2 separate regions of the Mus musculus genome follow, and region 2 is linked to region 1. The links are chromatin loops, found by intact Hi-C in ENCODE. Cell type or tissue: heart. All regions are shown on one strand. Each heading gives the region's core, and the rest is flanking DNA. Links, peaks and the distances in the headings are about the cores only. Region 1 overlaps Epb41l3 (erythrocyte membrane protein band 4.1 like 3). Region 2 has its middle 7.9 kb from the start of Epb41l3.

What was found. Hi-C counts contacts between places; a loop is a spot of excess contacts. Peaks named below come from ENCODE experiments on the same cell type or tissue, not always from the same donor. Only the 100,000 strongest peaks of a DNase experiment are listed, where the experiment ranks them.
Region 2: a loop joins it to region 1, with 2.1 times the contacts of the local background. A loop is called at or near these places in 5 of 42 quality-filtered maps.

Annotation. Positions count from the first base shown.
Region 1 is chr17:69,261,072-69,273,057 of GRCm38, reverse strand. It overlaps Epb41l3 (erythrocyte membrane protein band 4.1 like 3), which reads right to left. Exons shown (of 23, transcript NM_001355734.1): 12 at 10,712-10,932; 13 at 6,626-7,153; 14 at 2,394-2,447. Among named protein-coding and RNA genes, the nearest start is that of 2410021H03Rik, 10 kb to the left of the region's middle. In heart, for the core only: no CTCF peak of the experiment used is centred there; a DNase peak (open chromatin) is centred at 5,287; H3K27ac peaks cover 742 bases.
Region 2 is chr17:69,145,414-69,157,399 of GRCm38, reverse strand. It overlaps a transcript of Epb41l3 not described here. Among named protein-coding and RNA genes, the nearest start is that of Epb41l3, 7.9 kb to the left of the region's middle. In heart, for the core only: a CTCF peak has its summit at 5,912 (motif pointing left); no DNase peak of the experiment used is centred there; H3K4me3 peaks cover 10 bases; H3K27ac peaks cover 13 bases.

The sequences.
Region 1 (11,986 bases), core at 1,746-9,745:
ACACATAAACAAGTTTTAGAGGGGAAAGTACTGATTTACTCGAAAAGGAAGTATGAACAAAATCAGTCATCACCAACAACACTATTGTATCTTTCTTTAAAATGAACACAGGGTAAATTTATTTTTTAATTAAAATAGACCTATCAAAAACATCCCACAGCCAATTCATTATTCTCCCTTTCCCAGTTTTAAGGGCCTAGCTTTTTCTTGGTCTGATATCTAAGTACTAGTCTCTGGGCAAGCAAGCCACTGCCTGTTGGCAAGCATGGTATAGCTGTTTCTCACCACAGAACTCTGATCTGAGCCTGGTCTTTGGGTCCTTGTAAGACCCAGAGTCAAACTACTGATGAGAATAAAGTTGTAAGTAAGCCACCATAGGTGAAACAGTCAGTCTGTTTAAGGCTCAGCACTTTGTTTTGTTTTGGTTTGGTTTTTTGTTGAGATGGAGTCTTGCTATATCGCTTGGCTGGTCACATATTTTGTCTCGGCTTCCCAAGTGTTGGGATTACAGTTACATACAGGCACATCTTACGTGGTCTTAAATGTCTTATCAGACAATGGGATCAAGGTGCTTTCTCTACATATCCTTTTAGTGTAGTAATGCTGGTGACATGAAGGGAAGGGAATATGTTCACAAAGGCAACCAGACACCAAGGCAATACAGGTGACACGCTGGTTCTTAAATGTGTTGGGTCCCAACTCTATCTCATCCTAGGCTCCACAGCATACCAGACTACATACATATATTCACTTGCTTTAATGCTGTGTAACAAATTTAAAAACTGCCATAGAGATTTAAGGCATTATTGCTGAATTATTGTTTATTTCCAGTGTAGACCAGATTTGGAAGGTATCCAGTGAATAAACTAGTCTGTGGCTACTTACAACTGCATGCTATCTACTGAATGTAACAGCCTGTGGCTATTGACAACTATCTCTTACAATCCAAAGTATAGTTTTATTTGGCAATGAAAATGACTAACCTGTACACTTAGTTATGGCAGCTGAAGAGAATCTGCAAAATGGTGTTACGCTAAAGTCTTTTACTTTAGGATAAGATTTATAAGCTGTGGCATTTCTAAAGGAAGAAACCCTATAAAGCACCACTAGGAAATAATGTTGTTTTTGTTTTTGTTTTTTTTTTTCCTGAAGACATCTTCAGTTAAGTGATATATAGAGATAACATGGCATTTTTAATTCTTCTCAAAAACTCAACTAGAAAGTATGGTCATTATTGAATTACATTAAAAAAATAGCACATGGCTTAAAGTAAACTTTGTCACCAGGTAAAATAAATTCATTCTGCATTGTGAGCAGTGAGCACCTTAATTTCCTTCCTCTATAATGTTCTTACTGTATTTAAAAAATATTTAGATGTTTCAGCCATATGTGTATGTGTGTGAGGGTGTACACATGAGTTCAGATGCCCGTACAGGCCACAAGCTTCGGGCTCCCTGGGAGTGGCCTGATGTGGGTGCTTGGATATACTCCAAATTGCTGGACCATCTCTCCAATCCCAATTTTATAGTATCTTAATTGCTCCGAACTGGGCAGATTTTTAAGAACAGGTCACACACAGGAGGAATAATAGGATTCTGTCTGAATGTACTTTTTACAAGTAGTAGAGTTGCTGGTTTCCTTTCTTTAAGGAATTCATTTCCTGGGAGTGACTTGTGTGATAGCCAAGGGCTCGAAAATGTGTTAAGTATTACTTTAATAAGTATTAGATGGCCACCGGGGATTTAAAAATATATCTGTATCCAGCCAATAAGCTAATTCAATTACCCATGAATCTTCGTCCTCATCTGTCATGGCTGCTAGTATACACAGACTCCTATCTGAGACAGGAGAATCACTGTCTACCTCTCTTTCCTCCCCGCCTGGTCCACTTTTGTCTTTAAGGTACTGTCAGTTAGATAACAGTTTCTCAAAATGTAATCCCAAGACCAAGAGTCCAGACATTGGGAACCAGTTAGAACTACAAATCTCCATCTTGCCTCAGCCCTTTAGAGCCAGAAGCAGGAAGAGAGGGTCATTCAGATCACTCTGATGGAAGTGGGGGTTTGAGGCCCACTGGCTTAGATGAGAACAAACAAACTGAAAACTAAAAGTGCAGTTAAGAGCATTGGCTGCTCTTCCTGAGGTCCTGAGTTAATTCCCAGCACTCACATGGTGGCTCACAACCATCTGTAATGGGATCTGACACCCTCTTCTGGTGTGTCTGAAGACAGAGTACTCATACACTTAAATAAATAATTCTTTTAAAAAAAATGGTAACAACAACAACAACAAAATCTGGTTTCTGCCCAAAGCCAGCATTTCTTTTCAGTGGGAGTCACCCCCAGCGCATACGTGCTAGGAACCTTCTGCCCATGTTTGGACTTTATCCTCACCTCCGTGGCACTGGTCTCTCCATCAGCTGCAGTGTCTGTCCGTTCACTGTCAGTCTGTGGATCACAGAAGAAATCAGATCCAAGGAGAAAGCAGGGATAGAAAACAAACCGGTCTGGTTAGACAAAGCGCACAGGTGGGACCATTCACGCTCTTTCTCTGGGATCTGTGGCATCCTACCTTCCCACGGGGGCACGGGTATGAGCGAAGCAAAGGAGAGGCCGAGCTTGGGGTCTTCAGCAGAGCCCCTCCAAGGTCAAGACCCGAGGCACACGCACAGTGGGCCACCCTGACCTGCCTGCGTTTACAGTGCAGAACTTCAAGTTGTCCCCGCCTCCCAACCCCCTTTCTACTGATGCCTCTAAGAGCTCTCCTAAAAATACTTAAAACCAATCAAATGGAGGTTCAACATATACATATTTCACTCTAGGATTGCCACATCAGAAAAGTAAGTGAGTTTAGATTTCTGCTAATAGCTACTGTAACGGTCATTGTACTTTCAGCCCCTCATTTATTCTATTGGATCATTTGCACCCGCTATGACCACCAGGTTGTCTGCGTTACCAATTAATGATCGGCACACGCACTGGTGATTCACGGGTATATATTTTATATAGAAAACATAACTTAATTTTCAAGTAGCATTACTAATGGGTAGCAGCCCTAGTCACTTTGCCCCATTCAGGAGGTATAGTCGGGTATGCATTTAAACATCTCATCGCAAAAGTACCATTCAAATGGATGCAAATGATAGCAATAATAATTGAAGAGAGAGAGAGAGAGAGAACAAGAGACGTGGTTAGAGACACATAAAACAAAGCACAGCATTGGGTAGAACTGAGGACTCTGGGGGATGGAGAGAGCCATGTCTGGGCCCACTTTTAAGGTCTATGTGTTTTTATGTGTTTAAAGGAGTCTATGGTTTAAAACAGACACTACATCCTCTTAAGAAGATGAGCCGTCAAACACAAACTGATTTTTTTCATCCACGGATTTCAACCAGCTAGTAAATTTCTCTCAGTCAAAGTCTTGTGGCTGATTTTTTTTTTTTTTTTTTTTTTTTTTTTTTTTTTTTTTGTGACAGGGTTTCTCTGTGTAGCCCTGGCTGTCCTGGAACTCACTCTGTAGACCAGGCTGGCCTTGAACTCAGAAATCCGCCTGCCTCTTCCTCTCGAGTGCTGGGATTAAAGGCGTGCGCCACCACGCCTGGCTGTGGCTGATATTTTGAAAGCGAGTATCTGAACCGGAGGCTGTAGAGTTGTGCTCTAAATACAGCTCTTACCTAAAAGGGATGTGAACAATGGTGGCCAGAGCTGCTTTTTTTCTCTCTTGACCTATCTCTGGTCAGGAGAGTTACTTGTACCATCTCAGGCTTTGGTTTTACAGATTTCCTAAAACAAAGGAATTGAACTGCACACTTGGCAGGTGTGCCTGAAAAATGGAGTACAAAATTTCAACAGAGTTTTCATGGCCTGATCAACTTCAGTTCAAAAAGTGGGACACAGGTGTGTCTGCTAACTCTCTGACAGGAGTAAGGTGTGCCTGTGGTGATCCCGGGGTCTCCACAACTGAGAGCTGGGGGAAGGACGTTTTGGGATAGTACAAAAGTCAGACTAACTGGAAGACAGTTTAGGCCTTGGAGAAGACCAGATTCACTATGTCTGGAATTGTAATTAGCCCTGTTGGCCCCATCTAACGTTACTGAGGAAACCCTCTTCCTACCCGAAGGTGCTTTCTTATGATTTTATATTTTATCTTATGAACTCTTCAACCTCTTCAACCTCTTAGCACAAGAATTTGTCACAGGCAAGAGTGAGGAGTTGTCGGATTAAAGATACTCAAATTCTCGCCGTTCAAGCCTGGGACACGTTGGTCATATTTCATAGTCTAACTCATTTTTTTTGTTTTTGAAAATGGAGCTAGTTACAGCTGTAGCTACATTGCATAAGGGATGTCAAGTGCTTTATGGAATTCCTGCCACACAGAATTGAAAAGTCACCAATGAGAAACTAAAATACAATATATTGTTAGTTATTATTATTCTAATTTTCGTAGGTATCACATGTTTGTTGGCCATATCTAAATTGCCTCACAACCTCGGGGCAGGGCATATGCCCTAACGAGGCATGTGAACCAAAAGTTCAAAGACAGAGTGGTCGATATGATCAGACCTGTATTTAAAAACTCATCTGTAGACTCTGAAATTCCTACTTTACAGTCCAGTCTATCAACAGAATTAATAGTAATTGAATAAAGTGGTTTTGGCAGCAGCCGTTATTTATACTGTATATTATTAGTAATATATGCCATATACCTTTGATGACACAAAGCTCTAGGGCAGAGTGTTATGAACTATATTATACAACACTATCTTTACACAATTTAAAGTTGTAAACCAGTTGGTGAATTATTTTTTCCTTACATATTTGAATAATTATCTCTTTTCTTTGTACTATAAGGAACTACTCAGAAACTCATATAGTATCATAACCTATGTCATGGTAGACTTGGGTTTCATGGAAGGCGATTTGATTTTCTGCCTCATATTCCACCGTTCTGAAAGCTAAGAGTAAAACTGTGAGGCCATCGGCTCCATTATTTGAAATGATGGATTGTTTGTGTGCTGGGTTTTGCTTTGGAGAAAGGCAGTAATTGATTAACTCTCAACAGACAGGAGGATCGCTGTCATTAGTGATTCTGAAAAACAAATGTGGCAGAGATGGACTGCATTTTAAGGAGTCAGGTGAGGCCCACGGAATAAAACAAGCCATGTAGCAAATGGCATTTTAAGAAATGCGGTGACCCAAATGTTGGTGACTCTCAACACCCGGGGTTGAGAGTCAACAATGAACAGATGGCTTGACTCAGTGCCTGGTGGCAGAAGCTCTATCAGGGGCTCCAGGAGGCTGGAGTCAAGGGGAAGGCTGCTCTGGAGAGTGCTGACTCGTTCCCAGAGTTGGCAGTACTAAGGACAGGGGCCTGAGGAGCTCCTCATGTGTACCCACTGGCTTATAAACAGGGCTGCTGTGATTTGCTTTGCTGATGTAATGCGACATGCCCAATTTAACATTAGCTCTCATGCACCAACTCCGACAAGATGTAAACCCTGGATTAGGCACAAGATCTGTGTGGTTAGCACTAGAAGCCTTCAAACAGTAATTCAGAATTTAGCAAAAGCACAGGCCAGGCGTCATCTTGTGGACTCACTCCTCTGCTGAGAGAGCAAAAGGGAATTCCCATGTTAGAAACCCATCAATGCCTTTGTAGATAATGTTCTATCCCCAACGGCAGCATATTCTATATACTATTTGATAACGTTGCCACTGTGAAAAAGTTATATTAAAAGCCTAAGGTTGAAAGTGGTTCCCAAAGCTTGCTGCAGCAGAATATGGTTATCTATTTATGCATACACACCCAGGGCATGGAAAAGGACTCTCAGGCAGCAATGAATTGCAAAGCCTAGACTCCCCTTTAAAAGGCCAGCGAGACTGTTCGTGCTTCCCCCTTTGCTGCTCAGAAACAGTCATGCTGCCACTAAATATAGGTGCTATCACATCTTGGCAGCTCCACGTACTAACAAGGGCAGGCCAGATTATGACTTTTTAACTAACCATGGAACTGCATGACTGTCTACCCTGCAACCCCTCTCTCTGCCTCGACTTTGTGATTTTCTTCTCACACAAGGAGTGAATGGCTCGTCTCCTGTCACATAAACTGCTTGTCTTGTGGGACTGGGCAAGCTTGGGGGCTCCTAGACCGTGGAAGCATCCTGGATTGTAGGGACAATCTGGGGATGCTTCTTGGACATGACGCTATCTCATGCCTAACACAATCACTTGGCAACTCCGTTTCTGCATCTTATTTCGGTGGAAAGCTACTTATTTGTATTCTAAGATTTAATTTACATGATGATGGCCGAGCAGAACCTGTAACTAAGATGTGAACTCCCTGTAGTGAATGAGTTATTCGAAATGGAATTCTGGCTGAGTCCTTAGCCCATGTAGGACTCAGAGGGTAGCAGAATTCACTAGCTGGCCACAGGCTGCTACATCCCACATTGTGTTGTGCCTAACCCTGGGGCCTGGCTTGGACTCCCCAACACAGAAACCCTCAACATGGTGGCATACACAATAAATGAGGCTCTGAAAGTAGGACCACTAATGGCTGCAGCCAGCTAACACTGGTTTGGACTGAAGCACGGAACAGGGAAAGTGCTCTATGCTGAGGTACACACCTCTTCCTCTGAACTGTCACTCGGGTCATTGTCTAGGGAGGCGCTCAAGGAGGCCGCCTTGGGCTCCAGGTAGCAGAGGCACAGCGCCAGAGGGAAGGAGAGAGTGAGGGCGTATGGTACTGAGAAGGAGGCAGACAGCAGGAAGAAGAAGATGAATAGGAAGCAGGGGAGGAGGGAGGGTGAGCGGATGGGCAGGAAGTGCTGCCAGCTCTGGGGCAGGAGGTTGGTTTCAGACAGGTTGGGGAAAGAGAGGTACCCATCCTCGTCCAGGAGCGAGGGGAATGACTCTGGGAGCTGCAAGGAGAAGGAAAAGAGCGTGGTGCCTTTGCCAGCTGGCTGCCTGTAACTGAACGCCACATCTTGGTCCCCTAAGTAGGCCTTGCCCTGGGCCTCAGACTCCAAGGAGGATGGCTCAGCCCTTTCCTTCTCCTTACACCTCCTGCGGAGCTCTGTGGGAGGGGGAGGGTCAGGATGGGCTGATGGGGGTGATGGGGGACATGAGTCAGCAGCGCCATGCCCGGGTGGTGACTGATGTGAGAGAGATGGAGGAAGACAGGAAGCGGTAAACATGGATGCAAAAGAACAAAAAGAAAAGTGCAATTAGTCAACTTTCTCATGGGCATTAACATAAAATCTCGTAAAAACAAGAGCTTTAAAGTCATCGGCGACCCTGAGGAGGACTAAGAGCTCTCCCAGTAGACTGTCATACAGAGGCTGAGATGTCAAAACTCAGGACAGAATTCACTGTGGAGAATCCCCGCAGCAACATGCTTTAAGGCTGGACAACTCTAATAAACAAACACCAAGACTTTCAATAACATCGTCCAGATCTCCAGGTAACAGACCAGCCCAGAGCCCAGCTGGATAAGAAATGAAAATGAAATACAATTTAAATTTTGACTGTGCTCAAAAATTCTCTAGTTATCTTCCTTTTTTTTTTTTTTTTTTTTTGGTTAGCCAATTATACCCCAAACATGTGGGTTACTAAACAGGAAGTTTCTGGCCCCACTCCTGTCTGAAAGCTGTTATCAATGGGATGAGGGCGTCAGCAGTGTACTTCAGGGTCTCTGGCTCCCCACAGAGAACTGAGGTTCCACCGAGCCACCCATCTGTGGCTTCTTTATCTATGCTGCTAAACAGGATCTCCGTTCTTATCATGGTTTAAGGAAGCTAACCAGCAAAGCGAACAGGTTTCTGGTTTCCTGTACTGTGGTTTCTTATGTGTTTGGTCTCTGCCACATATGGTCTACAAAGAGTGAAACGATGGAATTTCTTAGCCTTCCTATTTCTCTGAGCAGATAAAGGGTATGTTTACAGCTGACGTTTGACTCCTTCACACAGTGATAAAGCATGCATATCCACTGAAGTGTTCTCCATGAGTTCCTGCCTTTATGAGCTTGGAGAATCCACTCCATTCCCTGCAGTCTCTATGGCCAGAACTGTATAGCAGGATACATTCCAGACCAGGGCCTGTGGAGCCTGAGATAGCTTTTTTGTTTTTGTTTTTGTTTTTGTTTTTTCGAGACAGGGTTTCTCTGTGTAGACCTGGCTGTCCTGGAACTCACTCTGTAGACCAGGCTGGCCTCGAACTCAGAAATCCATCTGCCTCTGCCTCCCAAGTGCTGGGATTAAAGGCATGCGCCACCACACCCTGCTGAGATAGCTTTCTTCAGCCACCCTGCCTCCGTGTGTGTGTGTGTGTGTGTGTGTGTGTGTGTGTGTGTGTGTGTGTCTGTGTGTGTGTGTATGTGTGCGCGCGCGCACGCGTGTGTCTAAGTGTTACCTAGCATCTTGAGAGCATACATACAATTACTCAGCCTGCTTAGTGGTGGTTATCAAATCCAGACTTAGAGCGATGTGATTAAATATAGCGACACACGGGAAGAAAATGTACAAATCAAATCACATCTGGGGTGCCAGGGAGGGAGACAATGGCCCAGATAAAAGTTGATCTGGATATGTCAGCCTCTGAAATGTTTCTCGGACACTCACACTTGACACTGAACATTGCATCCTAAACAGGGACCTGCACAAAGCTCATTCAGCTGAGGATAATGCAGATGTTAAAGCAGGCTCTTCACTGAAGGCGACTCTCCCGAGGCAGCGAGGCGCTGGCCCAGGAGGGTCATCGGCTGCAGCAATATGCCCTGCTCCAGGCAGTCTGGGAAACAGCCTTTTAAACATTATTTCCAGCCGTGAATTTTCATTTTGGTTCAAAAGAAAGCATCCTCCATGTAGCTATTTGAAGAGGGAAAAGAAAGAAATTCTGGTTTAATCGTCTGTGCTATGTATTGAAAGGCTTTTGGGAAGACAGCTTTGCAGTGGGGGAACAGGCAGGCAGCACTGGATCTCAGCTATAGCCTCTCAGAAGGTGCTGCTGAAAGGCTGTCTTCCAGGGGACTGGGTTATGAGGGCCGTGGTTCTCTCTGTACCTCGTTTCCCCGGGGAACAGCGATGGCACAGGGCAAGATGGATGGGTGCTGTGTGAGCCTGTGTGTGAGGATCACGGGGTGTAGAAGACAGGAGAAAGGGAGAAAGCCTGGAACTACTTTGGAAGAAAATGTAAAATCCTTTCTCTCTGTTGGCAATTGGTAATCTCAGGAGAGTTTGAAACAATCCAATGGGAGAACCCTACTTGTTTACACTTCTGGTGGCTTCTCTCCCCTTCCCACTCCTAAGAACTGATCCCGGGAATAAGACCTGACCTTGGCTTAACTGGGGAGAACAACATAAAGGTCGGGTTTAGAACAAAGCACATTTGGACAGCAGAAGTGACCCAGAGGGTCCTGCTGGCTGCCACTTCTGACTCTGTGCTGATTTTCATGTTTGGAAAACAAAGGATCCGTTCCAATCAGGAAAAAAAACGAATGAGCCATGGGGGTGATCTGAAATCCATTTGTCTACAACAGAGAGTGTGTATTTGTTTATTCAGCTTAGATTTTTGAGGTCTTGGATATTAAACTCAGGTAACCACGCATGCCAGGCCAGCTCTTCACCACCAAGACACATCCTCGGAGCAGACATCAATTACCTGAAGAAGTACTGCTTAGGAGGCTGTTGGACTTTATGGGAAGCAGCCCCATGCGGTCCTATGCACTTTTTTAAAAAGGAATATTTGTATGCAAAAAAAAAAAAAAATCACCAGGGAATCAAACGCATGTGCGTTTCAAGATAACTAGGAAACTAAGAAGGTGGATCATATTCCATGCCTCTCTCAGTGCCCCTCTCTCTGTTGCTCCCTTTCTCTCTGTGTGTGTGACCCTCTCTGTGGGACTCCTTTCTCTGTGTGTGCCCAGTATGTTATAGGAGGTTCTCGTTTCCATTTTTGCTATGCATGAGCCTCCCACATATGTTAAGTTTGAAACTGTTTTGCTAGCAAGCTGCTATAATACTAAATCATTAGAAATCAATCAGACACTAAAAACCAATATGTAAAATGTAGTTTGGGAGGTAAGTTGACCTCATGAAAGGCAGTGAGTGGAGACTGCTATTATGACACATCGGCTTTTCTCCTTCACCGCAACATGGGCTTGCCTGTCTAATTTCAACACATAGTCACCCCTTTGCAGATTGCATTATAGAGGACTGAGAGATGCGCTATAAATACTCAGGTTGTGGTCACTCGGGGTACATGTCCTTAGAAAATAAATATGGGTTTCCTTAATGTCTAAGAAAGCATACCATACTTAGAGAGGAGAGTGAGGCCAGAAACATTCATTAGCTTTAGGGACAGTCATAAACTGTTGAGTCCCAGCAGGAAAACGCACTGCGCTATCCCAGAACATTCTTAAAGAGATCCATACGGAACAGCTGCTGAAAGTCTTGCAAAACACACTCCTTGTTAGAATTTTCCAAAAAGTTTTTAAGGAAACAACTTTTAGAGAAAAGTGCTGAAATAATATAATAATAATAATAATAATGATAATAATAATAATGATAATATAAAATCTGACATGAACATGACCAGTGCTGGAGTCTGGATGCTCCTCCACCTTAGTGCACTCCTGGTCGACCGTCTCAGAGAGACTGAGCTGTTGCTAAGAGCCGGGGGGGGGGGCAGCTCTGGAAGGCAGCCGGGAGCTGTACCTTTCCCTCGTGCCGGAGGGCTGTGACAGGTGTGGCTTCCTCAGCCTTCTTCCTTCTGTCTTCTTCCTCCACGCGCTCCTCTTCAGCCTTTTTCTCTGGAGTCACAGTGGTGATCAAGTTGGTCTGAGAGATGCCCTTTGTTGTGGCGTACTGGCCTGTACCAACCTCTGCAGCAGACACAGAATCCTTCATGTATATTTCATGGTTTTCACTCACTGACGCTAAAAGCAAATACAACCAGGGAAATAAAATCCCAAATAGTTAAATCAGAAGACGGAAATGCCACGTGGTACCATTACCAGGAGTAGAACACCAGTATAAAATATCAGGCTGGTTGGCGTAAGGCAAGGGAGAGCTGCAGGGACCTCCATACTGTATCTTTCAGCATCACCTGGACCAGTGTTTTAACATGATTTAAAAGCCATGTCTTGAACCCTAGAATATGCTTAGCATTCTCGTGGGGTGGGGAGGACTTGAAGGAGAGGAAGCTGCTCTTACCAGCAAGGGCAATGGCTGGGGAGTCACACCAGATTCACACTAAGTCCCACAATTCACGGTAGTGTTTACAGCAAACACTCTAATCACTTGACTTTGAGCATATCCACGGAAGTGCCCTCCATCAAAAGAGCGATGGATTGCTTCTATTATCTTTCAGTGTCGGAAAGTCCGTCACTCTTACGATATAAAAGCTCAGAGCAGTGTAATAAAGCTTAATCATTTTGGCAGAGGATGTAGATTTTTTTTAGAAGGTCATTTCTCTCGATACTGATGTAAGGAAATGTTTTCATTTCCACTGCCATGAAGATGTGTGTGCACATTCATTTTCATCTCTACTATCTGGGGAAAACAAGACAAACACAGCCAGCAAGCAAAGCCCATGCAAGGGCAGAGCACGTGAGCTCGAGGATGCGGGCTCAGCCCCTCGTCCCAGCTGCTGTCTTAGTGAAGGACGTTCTGGTCAGGGCTTAATTCAGATCAGTTTTAAATGTTGCTAGTCATTCTGTTAGAGCTTAAATACCACAAAAACAAAACTGGAACTTAAAAGTACCATTCTTCAAACACTGTACAGTTGGTCGCAGACATGAATGTGACTATTAGAATTCATATTTTCTGCACTTTAAAAGACCAAACCAAAATGAAATGACAAAAGGATTCTAAATGAAATCCTTCACTAAGATAGTCTCTGCCTCTTTATGCCAATGAAAAGCTCACAGGAGACATGGTTTCTTAGTGGCCATTTATGCTGTTATATACAGGCTGCTGTCTTGTCAGAAA
Region 2 (11,986 bases), core at 1,560-9,559, 120 kb after region 1:
GGAGCCGTCCCAGGGGCGCGCGGCCGGCAGGTGCCCAGGCCCGGGGCAACCTGGCTGGCCAGTAGCCGGCCCGAGGTCGCCGGCCACTCGAGGGAGAGGCAAGTTACGTAAAAGCGGCCCGCCTCGCCGTGGAGCCAGGATGCTCCGAGACCCGCCGCGCCCGCCCGGGGCACGGACGCAGCGGCAGCCGCAGCCTCGGGGACGCACAACCCCTCCCGCGCACAGCCCCCGGCCTGGCGCCGCAGTGTTTTTCCCCCCAAGCCCCGCACGCTCGGAACATGGCGTCCCAACCCGGGGTTCCGCGCCGATGGCTGGAGAGGGGCGCAGGGCCCGATCGCCCCCAGGGGCCGGAGCTCGGAGAGAGGCCCCCAGGGCGGAGGCCGAGGTCGGCGGGCGCAGCGCAGCGCACCGGGGCCCCCCAAGCCCCGCGCGTCTTGGAAGCGAGTCCCCCTCGGAGCCCTTCGGCCCGCCAAGGGCAGAAAAAGTTACCTGGGGGCGGCGGGAAGGCCGGGCGCGCCGCGGCGTGGGGACCGGGCTGGCGCTGGCGTCCTGCTCGGCGGTGCGCAGGAGACTCCGCGCGGGAGGAAGCCGCAGCCCAGGGCTCCCCCGCCCCCCTTTGCAGGAGGCACGGAGGCTCCGCGGAGCTGCGGCGGGGCCCACGCCCAGACTCCGAGCGAGGGGGGCCAACCTCGTCCTGGCTTCCCTCCCGCGCGGGGGAGGGGGCCGCTGCAGTTCTTCAGGACACCTAGGTTGAGCAGTCCTCTAGAACCTAGCTCTGGGGGACCGCGACCGAGTCAGCTGCTGAGAGCAGTAGCCTTTGGATTTACACTTGGATTATTGCAGGGCCTCTGGGTCCCCTCCTCTCCCTTTAGAGATCCCCGTGGGGAGTGTGGCTCCTCTCTCTCTCTCTCTCTCTCTCTTTCTCTCTCTCTCCCTCTCTCTCTCTCTCTCTCTCTCTCTCTCTTTTCTTTTGACCTTCTGGTGAGTTCTCTATTGCCTTGGGGACTGCAGTATCTCCCCCTCTCCCTACCCCCAATCCTCCCGTTTTGAAATTGGAAGTGTGTTAACAGAGGTTCAGGACTCCAGATTTAAGTTCACAGTGAAGACCGGAGTTAATTAGAATGATAACTAGTTTTTGTGTCTGTCTGCAGCTCCCTCTTTCCTGGGAGCTACAAAGCTTAAGCTGGGGGGGGGGGGGGGGCGGGGAGAGAGAGAGAGAGAGAGATCCTGACTTGATTAGTTCTCTGGCCATCTCACACTCTCTGGGGCTCAAGACACTCTGGCATATTTCTTTAAGGCTTCTAAGGCCTTTCTCAAATCACCTAGTCACTGGCCTGAAGCTGAAACTCATTAAAGGAGGGAAAGAGATTAACAAACGATTGAATTTACTAATGGATGGCACAGATAAGATGTAAAATAAATGTCCCCAGCAGGGATGAGTGGTGGCTTACACTGAGCAGGCCTGAGGAGATGGGGAGGCTTGGCCAGGGAATCTAGAGTATCTACAATGTCAGTAGGAAAGGGAGGGGACATCCAGTTGCCTTGGCTGGAGAGGAGGGGGCTTTGATACCTCCTATGAGAGAGAAGGTTAGGAAATTATGTTACTGGTCTGCTATGGAGTTTAGGGACTGTGTTTTCTAGATGTGCAGCTCTGGAAATTAAAATTTTGAATGGAATAGTGGGGGGGGGGGGGGAATCTATGGCACTGCATAGACTGTAGAGTAGATAGGCAGATTCCAGGCTGCAGAGAGGAGGGGCCTATGGTCCAGACCCAGGAGCCAAAGGTAAAAAAGACCTAGAGTTCTTTACATCTAACAACATGTAAGGGTTCAAATATCTAATATGCATGAGGGCCACTTGTTAGTTTTGAGACATGTGTACCTGTCATACGGGCACATCTGTGGCTCTGTTTCATAAATCCATGAATGGAGGCAGTGTGTGTGTGTGTGTGTGTGTGTGCACGTGTGCACGTGTGCACGTGCATGCACCTTCAACGAAGGTCCCTTCCTTGAAAATGGACGAGAACAAACCATATCATTTACAACAAACACAAACTCAGCAATATCCTTTGAGACCCAGATGGCTCCGAGCCTTTCATTCATTTTGATGCAATGTTTTTGCGATTTAAAAAAAAAAAAAAAAAAGTTGAACGCAGCCTGTTCTCTCCATGACTCATGAATCCTCGTGGATAAATCAGGGGTGGCATGTGGGTGACTACTCTCCAGGGAGGAGGGAAAAACAGTAGAATGCTAAGTATTCTGTTTGAAAAGTTAGGAATGCCTAGCTAATTATCCTAACAATCTGCAAGTTCAAGGACTGCATTAAGAGCTACAGAGGTAGCTCAATTGGTAGAGAACTTGCCTAGAAGGCAGGACACCCCAGGATCGATCCCCAGCACTGTACACACTTCACCAGGCAGTATATGCTGGGTCCCTAATCTCAGCACCCAGCTGGGGTCAGGCAGGAAGAGCATAATTCAAGTCTTCCTCAGCTACATGGCAAATTTTAGGCTGGCTTGTCTCAAGTCATCTCATCCTTACCAAGTTGAAATGGGAAGCTGGGTAGCAGTTGCTCTAACTTCCTTTGGGCACAACCAAGACTATCAGCTACTACTTTTGTGTATCTAACACAGATACGGAACGAAAAGAAATGCCAAAACAGGCAACTCACGAGCAGATCATTGCTCTCTTAGTACTTAACTCGCGTGTGCTCAACTGAACACTCTGCCCTGCCTTAATACTATCTTGCAGGAGCCCTTGGTAGTCATCTCTGTCTTCCCACAGTGCCTCACAGAGGACATTGCAAGTCAGAACCCATTTTTTTCTAAATGAATGAATAGATGCCAAATATTGGCCTATGCTACCTCTTTACATCTAGGATTCAGACACCTTATGTAGGAAAACATCAGGGTGTTTTCCAAACTCCTTAAGCTTCCATATTCTAGGATTCTATGAAGTTCAAAAGGCACCATGGACTCGGTGAGGAGCTAGCTGCTAAGTGCTTGCTTTTGAAAGATCCTGGCAGAATGTAAAAGGACACAGAAGCCCTGAAATTGGCAAGATAGACGTCAGTGTTAGCAGAAATAGCTTCACTGATTTAGAAAAATAGAGGTGCGCAATGCTCTGGCCACTCCTCAAACCTGTGTGTCTGCCAATGTTCTGACCAGGTGTGTGCCCATTGCTGCACCCTCATTAGACTCTTTCTTTGTACCCCTCCCATACCCATTTCTTGAGAATAGACATTGTTTAGATCTGGAAATCCCCTACTCTCCCCCTTCTCCTTTCCCCCCTGAGGGCCTATAAAAACTGGGACCTCTTTCCCCTCGAGGTCGACTCCTCTACCCCATGTGTGGGATATGAGTCGTCCCCAGAGCTCTGGCTTTCCCCGAATAAAGCCTCATGTGGTTTGCAACAAGCTTGGTCTATCGTGAGTTCTTGGGTGTCCGCTATTGTCCTGAGGCCTGAGCGAGGGGCTCCTCTTGGAGTCTTTCACTTTGTAAGCATGGGGACCGCAGTTTGATCACTCAAAACCCACATAAGAGATCCAGTCGTGGCGCCATATTCTGGTACTATCAGCACTTTGAAGATAGAGACAGGACTTGAAGGAGAAACAGCTAGAATCATGGGTGACTTCCAGGCCTATCAAAGACTCTTATCTCACAAAGCAAGGTAGAGCAGGCATATAAGGAACAACACTCAAAGTTGACCTCTGGTCTCCACAGGCACACACACATGCACAAGCACACATCCACCTACAAATAACATATCATACCTAATACCGACCAAGTAAGAGTAATATATTAATAGCCCATCTAACAATCACTGGACAATAAAATGTCCAATCCTTCCATATAGAAAGGAGAGGGAGAAATAGTAGACAATAAAAGTTTGAGTAAAAAATGATACTATCAATCACAGCTGGATCAACCACAGCTGGATTTGCTTGAATTCTTCACAAATCCCTTTCACTACTGCAGATGAAGCAGCTCAGACCTCAGGGTAGCCCTCACTTTTCTAACGCAGAAACTGCTTCTCCAACAAGTTACAGAATAGTGGTTTTGTTAAGTCTATTTCTGACTGAGATGTACAGCAACGCTCCCAACTAAAAGCCTTTCACATTGTCTCAGAGCTGGTGGCCATTTTACAGGAGAATTCGGGTTTGTATTTCATGGGATGTTCTGCAAATGTGGATGTCTACAAAATGCAGGGAAAGGTTCCGTCTCGGCAGCCCAGGTCTCAGGATACCCATCCCGTTCTCCTCCTATACAGTCAGGCTTGCTCTATAACATGTTATTTTTATGCTTCCTATAATTGCTTTACTGCACATAATATGTATCACTGAAGGCCAACAACCAGGCAGGAATTCAATCCATGGTGTAGGAATGCAGCTTATCTCAGATACAAAATGAAGAGGCAGGGTTCCCCACAAAACTCTGTCCACATGCAAGCAGCAGTATAAGGCCGATTCCTTGGTACTCACAGCCCTCCACCACCTGAACAACAGTGATTGCTCCCACTTGATACCCAAGTTAAAGCAAACAGAATTTTCAGGTTGCCTTGGCAGCAACATTTGTCAGCTTCATGAACAAGATAGCAGAAAACATGATGGGAATCTGACTGTTGACCCTGTCTGCAGGTCTTTCAGACATGAAGAGGAAGGAAGACTGGAGTTGGAGCAAACCCCAGACGTGCTGCTTCGTTAGGCAAACACACCATTTGTTCTCAGTTGTTCAATTTAAGCTGCAGGCTTAGTAACATGTTAACGGCCTTTGAAGAGACCAGTCGAGGCCTGCTTTGCCTTCATAGGAATGCCGGGCACCTGAATCGCATATCAAATCCTTGAAATCAGGGCACAGGTCTTTAGTCACAGCATTACCGGAGACCGTGAATAAGCAATCCAAGGGTGAATGCATAATTCAAAAGCAACAAGCACCTCCTTCTGAAATGGGAATTCATTTAAGAGTTCCTAGTGTCTAAATATTCAGAATAACGCTAAGCTTGTAGCTCATTAATGCTTCCAGATGCTGGCTCCATCGTGATTGTGTGCATTGATCAGTGTGGAGACGGGATAGATGCGTAACACAGATGGAAGGCATGATTCTAAAACCACCAACATCTACAAATGCAACACAAAGTGTACCAAAAAAAATGTGAGCATTTGCAAAGGAGCAAGCTTTGATAGGCTAATACAGCATTAACTGTAGAATTCCGTACTTGTCTCCTTTCCTCCATACTTACAGAAGCTGAAAGTTGGGTCAGTACACCTAGTGTTTCACTTGATTAAAACACACCCTTATAATTTGATTTCTCTGAATGTTAGAGCTAGGTCTCAGTCCTTTTAAATAAAGTAACTTCTAACAATACAATGGTAAGAGTTATTTTAACACCTAGTTCTTTTGTAGAACTGAAATACTCAATAATTTTATTCCTCTCTTAGATCATAAGAATCCTTTGTGAGTGTTTTCTATTTGAGGGTCTGGTATATAGTATAAAGAATGAAACTGTAAAATGTAAGAGATGGGAGTTAGAAATGTGCAATTTAATTCCATTTCCAAATAAAATAAATACACGCAGAATGTTTTACTCCTGGGAATTCTCTATTTAGGAAATATTAAGAATGGAAGATGGTAATATGTGTTTACTGAATTCAACTCCCATACAGATGACTTGCATCAAACTGTTCTGAGAGGCTTAAGGTTTTTAATCATTTTTTTCTACCCTTGCCACAAAGACACAATAACAACACCAGCAAGCCTCCACAACTCTCATGAAGTTGTCAATGCTCCTCATCACCAATTCTATTTCTTTCAGTGGCCATCAATAGTTAATGGAGGATTGAGGAGCAAGAGGCATCCAGCAGCTGGCCTGCTGACTTGCCAGCCACCTTTGGGTTTACATTGCCCTCTTTAGGCAAGCCTGCAACGGTGGCTTAAAAGAGAGTCAGCTTTGTGTCTTAATTGGTTCCTGATGTCCTGGACTTTCTCCCCGTCCCCTGCTCACTGCCTGTTCTTGTCCGGTATGGGCCCACCCTGAAAATGTGATTTCATTATAACACACCACTTCTAGAATGCTCTCAGAATCAATGAAAATGATGTACAGGATTTCTGTGTCATACTTGACATCAATTTTCGGGGCATTTCAAAACAACCTGGTTGCTTCTGCCCTCATCAAGATGTATCAGGGATGCATCTGAATATTGAAGACTTGTTTCCAGATGGTAGAGATTGGGAAGAATATCAGAGTTTCCCAAACTCAGTTGTGCACAAACCACTTTCTGATCTGTTTGTGTCTCAGGACCAAACATAATCACAGCATTTATGTGAGACCACCTTGAGTCTGACATATGACTAATAATGAAATGTTTTTGGGTAGCAGCCCAGACTATGCAAATCAGATGTTGGGTAACAGTTCACTTGAGTGATTATAAATCACTTAATCTTGACAACCACTGATGTGGATGGCCAGAGAAATGTCCATGGGGGTCCCCATAGGTGACTGATGTTTCACAGAAACATAAAAGAGCACAAAGTGTAAGAACTTTGCATACTCATATGAACTCACACACACACACACACACACACTATCTGGACTGGAACACCCTCATTAAGACCCAAAGATGAGCTATGCCTACAGCACACACACACACACACACACACACACACACACACACACACGACACACATACATACCACATACATACACACACACTATACATACATACACACACACATACCACATCCATACACACACACTATACATACACACACACACACACACACACACACACACACACACACATGGACACACCCCACATACATACATACATACATACATACATACACCACATACACACATGCACACACACATACACACCACATATACACACAAAGACACACAATCTGGAGTGAAAGAGCCTCATTAAGACCCAGAGATGAGCTATGCCCACAGCATCCACACTACTCAGTCAGTTCACATTTTCCAGAAGAGCTATTGCTTGGATCTTGTCCTTGGATGCATCAGCCTGCAACAGCAGTTCATTAGCAGTAAGTACAGCAATAAATAACAATGAGAGATTGTTCTGTTCCCAGCCCCAGCAATAATTGCATTAGAAGGCCATTTATTGAAGATTGCAATAATGGTACATCGCTCACCTTAATTTCCAAGCACAGGAAACATCTTTACAGAATTACCAAGAGGTGCCACATTGAGACGGGCAATCAAGGACTCGTTTCTGGCAATTTGGGATAAGTCTGGCATTTGACTGACTGAAACCCGAGAGATAGATTTACCTAGAGTAATACTATACATACACACACACACACACACACACACATACCACATCCATACACACACACTATACATACACACACACTATACATACATACACACACACACACACACACACACACACATATGTTGGGTTGATGTACCCAAAGAGGCATTTCTCATGCTAACCAGTGACGAAGTTAGGTAAACTGATGAGAGGTTACAACTTTCTCTCCAAAAACGTAGCACACAGAATTTTCATGAAACAATGCTTTCAAATCAACATGATAATGGTTTTTCTCTATGAACCTTGTGTTTATACATCAGTTTAAAGCACTCTTTGGTTTTATGAAAGGACCCATAAGCATTAGAAATCAAGGTCTAATTTTATACCTCTATGTGTTAAGACATAGTGTGCGGTGCCAGTAATGTTCTCCTTGTTCAGGCCACATCAAAGAATTAAGATTTGGCTCAGTAAGTGAGGATGAATCATGGTTGCAACGTGATCAGGGGCTGATCCTGCGGCTGTGGCATTTAAGGATACACCAGCCACTACCTGTTAATGCTCTAAGGGACTCCTCTGGCTACAGGGTATTTGGGCAAGAACATCCATAAAACGTTATCCAATACAGAGATGAATGTGTTCTTCAAGAGTCTGTCACCCAGGAATGGGGCTTCTCGTGCATTCTCACGCTATCTGCAACAGTGACTTGGAGTCCGAGTTATTGGCGATACCTGTACACGTTATTTGGTGAAAACCCTGCAAGCTTTGCCTATTATAGGTGGAGATACATGTGACATTGTGGTGGTGTTCTCCTCTAGGGGTCTAAAGACATCCCCCTTCCTCTTCATTGAGAAGGACCTCTCAGACCCTCCAACCAATCTGATTTGCTCAACTTACTGTTGCTCAGAGCCAGGCTTTACCAAGTCAACTTAGGTGGCAGGATGTGATAGTGTTTAAAGTCAAGGCATAAATACTCAGAATGGAAAACCTGAAAGTTTGTTTTTTTTTTTTTTAACTGGATCCTTCCGAGGCATCACAATGTTGGTTCCTAAAGTGTATGATTGTTAAGCTTCAAGGAGCATATATGTACACATTACATTCTTATGAGTACCATTATAGTTGATAGGCAGAATACTAGATAATGTTAGGATCTATAGGCTTCAGATTTTGACTTTTCTCAACATCATCATCCCTTAAAACCTCCTTACATTTTCTGTTTAATTAGATTAGAGCAGTGCTTCTGAACTGTGTATCCACAGAAGAGTCCTGTGAGAAACTTCCTGTAGCAGCTGAAGTAAATTATTGTGGCTGGAGGATGAGCATAAGTGGTATATGGGAACATTCTCCCTATGTGGTACACACTTGGAATGTATTACAAAAGTTTCAATTAGGAGAAATTTAATACAATGTGGACATGTCATGAATAATCTTAAGTGTCAACTCCACTGGGCTTACATTGACCAAGGAAACACACACCTCTGTCTAGGACTCTAAAGTTATTTCTAAGTAGTCTTGACTGGAGAGAGAAGACCCACTCAGTGTGGGTGCCACCAACCCAGGAGCTGGTGTCCCAGACTCTAGAGAAAGGACAACATAGCTGAACAGTCTCTCCGTTCCACAACTGCGGATACAATGTATCCACCTGTGTGGTGCCGTGCCTTCCCTGCCATGATGGACTGTACCTTCAAGAAACCAAAGTAAGTCTTCCTTCCCTGAGCAGCTGTTGTTAGATACTGTGTCACTGCAGTGATAAAGGGAACTGACTGGGTCTCACCAGGCAGCTTTACTGGTCCTTTGTCGGTGCTTCAGGTTTTTGGTAACAGTGAAGAAATGCTCACTCCTACAGGTATTCAGTGTGTTTGCTTACTGAATGGAGAGAGGGAGGGAGTGATGGGTGAGTGGGTGGGTGGGTGGGTGGGTGGATGGATGGATGGATGGATGGATGAATGAGGCAAGATTATAAAATATGGCACTCTGAGAGTGGTGACTCTAAGAATGGAAAGAATATAATTGTGGCGGTGTGATGCCCAGGACTGAGATGAGACACTGACGATTCAAAAGGGAGAAACTAAATACAATGGTAACTGTTGATGTATGATACAAGTGTGTGCAGAGCTATATGGGACACATAGGAAACATCTATTTAGCTGTAGGAGAAACATATGATACACACTGAAACCAGAGTAAGAATTGAGCCCAATATAAGCTATCGTTCCTGTAAATTTAACTGTGGTGAAATTTAATTTACACATTAGACAAAGTAAGAGATGGGCAATAACAAAATTAAAGTATAAGAATACAGTGTAATAAAAATGCAAATGGAGCCTGTTCACCTCTCTCTCTCTCTCTCTCTCTCTCTCTCTCTCTCTCTCTCTCTCTCTCAATAGCTTACTACCCTCTAGTAATCCTTTTCCTATTAACTAGGGGTAACCTAAGCCTTACAAGAGAAGCTGAGGGTAGACAGGGCTACTATACATTGCTTCCAGCCAATCATCCTTAGAAGTACCCCAGCCTTGCTCCATAGATAACCCAGGTGCTACCTGCCGGGTCCTTCACTACACACCCAGAGATGAGCAGATCTTATATACTGAATGTGTAGACGCCCTGTGCACAAGCCACTGGGCCATTCTGTAACAACTGGGGCATTTGACAAGCACTTATCTCCTCAGGACAAAAGACAGCAATGAAAGGATTGGAGGGGACCGTCTTTGCTCATGTGCACAGACCGTGGAGATGACCACAGCAGTGGAAAAATATCAGATCATCTGAGGCAGAATTGTCCGAGCTAATATTAGTTTTCATATCAATGGTTGCCATGGTGATACCTATAAAGATTTAGAAATGGTCAAGTGGGTCATGGTTTTAAAAAGAGGCTGCTGAAGTAAAAGAAATTGTGACCCACTTTTTGTCCTTAAGTTCACTCACTTCATGGGCTCCTGTAAAACAGCTCACTTCATTTCACTGTCCCTGGCATGCTTAGGAAAGACCCAAGGTAGAGCCTGCCATTTGAAGCTTGAAGGATCTCTTCCCATGTGGTTTTGAGTTAAGGTTTGGCCCCATGGTTCTGAGCCAGATTCCAAACCAGGCCATTCATGCATCTGCATTCCGATCCCCAGCCTTTTCTTCTAAGAGGACACTCCACTTTTCGGGCCTCACTTTCTTATCACTTTCTAGATTTATCACTTACAACCAGCCTGCTTCAAGCATGTTGGAAGATGGCTTGGTGTCATATATCATAACTCCTCAGTCTTCACAGATAGTCCACCAACTCTGAAGGACTTGCGCACACTCACTACCGTTTTCCTGCGTAATAAGCCTAGCACATGGATGATAAAGAGGAAAAAAAAGTCCTCAAACCAGGTGCCATACATGGTGAGAGCAGAGAGAGAAGAAAAGTCACTAATCCTGGGTCATGCAAGTTTGAAACTCAGGTGTAGTTTGTCGCCTTGACACACACTAGAGGCATTTGGCAAGAGGGACTTGCCGTAGAGAATATACCTCCATACGACCTGGCTGTAGGCAAGCCTGTAGGGCATTTTTAAAAATAAGCAATTGGTGTGGTAGGGTGGGTCCCGCCCATTGTGGGTGGAGTCACTTCTGGGCTGGTGGTCCTGGGTTCTATCAGAAAGCAAGCTGAGCCAGCCACAAGCAGCGAGCCAGTGAGTAGCACTCATCCAGGGCTCTGGCATCAATTCCTGCTTCCACCCTCCTGGCCTGATTTTCCTCTGTGATACACCTGGAAATGTAAGATGAATCAGACCCTTTCCTTCCCGATTTGATTTTGTTTCTGGTGTTTTATCACAGCGATTGTATCTCCAACTAAAACAGATGTCTTCCTATAACTTTCTTCTCTCCAACCCTCTCAGCATGCATGGCCAGGACCAAGGCCTTCAGACTTTCCCTGGGACACTCTGGGTCTGCTCATATCCAGACCTGAGCTGTACCACTTTCTCCTCTGGTCTCCTGTCCAGTTTCTCCTCACATGAATGAGTTCTCTGGTTACAAAAGAGATGCTCTCACTTAGGCCTCCAGTCTCCACGTCCTGCCCTCCTTGTAGCAAAGACAGCATTCTCCAATGCTGAGTGCTTCCTTCCTTCACTCCAGTCAGCAGAACCTCATAGACATCTGCTTTTTCAATGTCATGAAGGCCATACCTCATGGAGTGTGTCCACTTTGCTTTTCTAAGGCTACCACTGCACTTGTGCATTTGGGGACTATTTGACAGGGCACTTCCTCCTTCATTAACTGGAAGTTCTCCTTAGGATTTTGGGATATTTCTGTCCATGTCCCCAACCTGTACATGGCCTGATGTGTGTGAGAAGCACACTGGATGCTGTTGAGAGACACTGACGGGTTTCCATCACTGAAAACAGTACAGTATGTCCAGCCAGGGGTCAGTCTGCAGAGTTGCTGGCCAGGGGCTCTCCACTTGTGCTGCATACAAAGGGAAAAGCAAGCCTGCAGACAGGAGTCATCAGGCTCGGTAGATTCTGCTCACATAATCGAGGCACACAGCAGACACTCAAAGATCCAAATATTTTCCCTTATCGTTTGCAAACATGGACGGGACACCTGTTCTAGAGACAGGACAGGCCAAGAAAGGACATGACAGAACAAGATAGGATGGGACAGAACAGGACAAAATAGGACAGGGCAGGACAAGACAGGACATGACATGACAGGACAGGACAGGACTGCTAATAGTGCTTCAGAAACC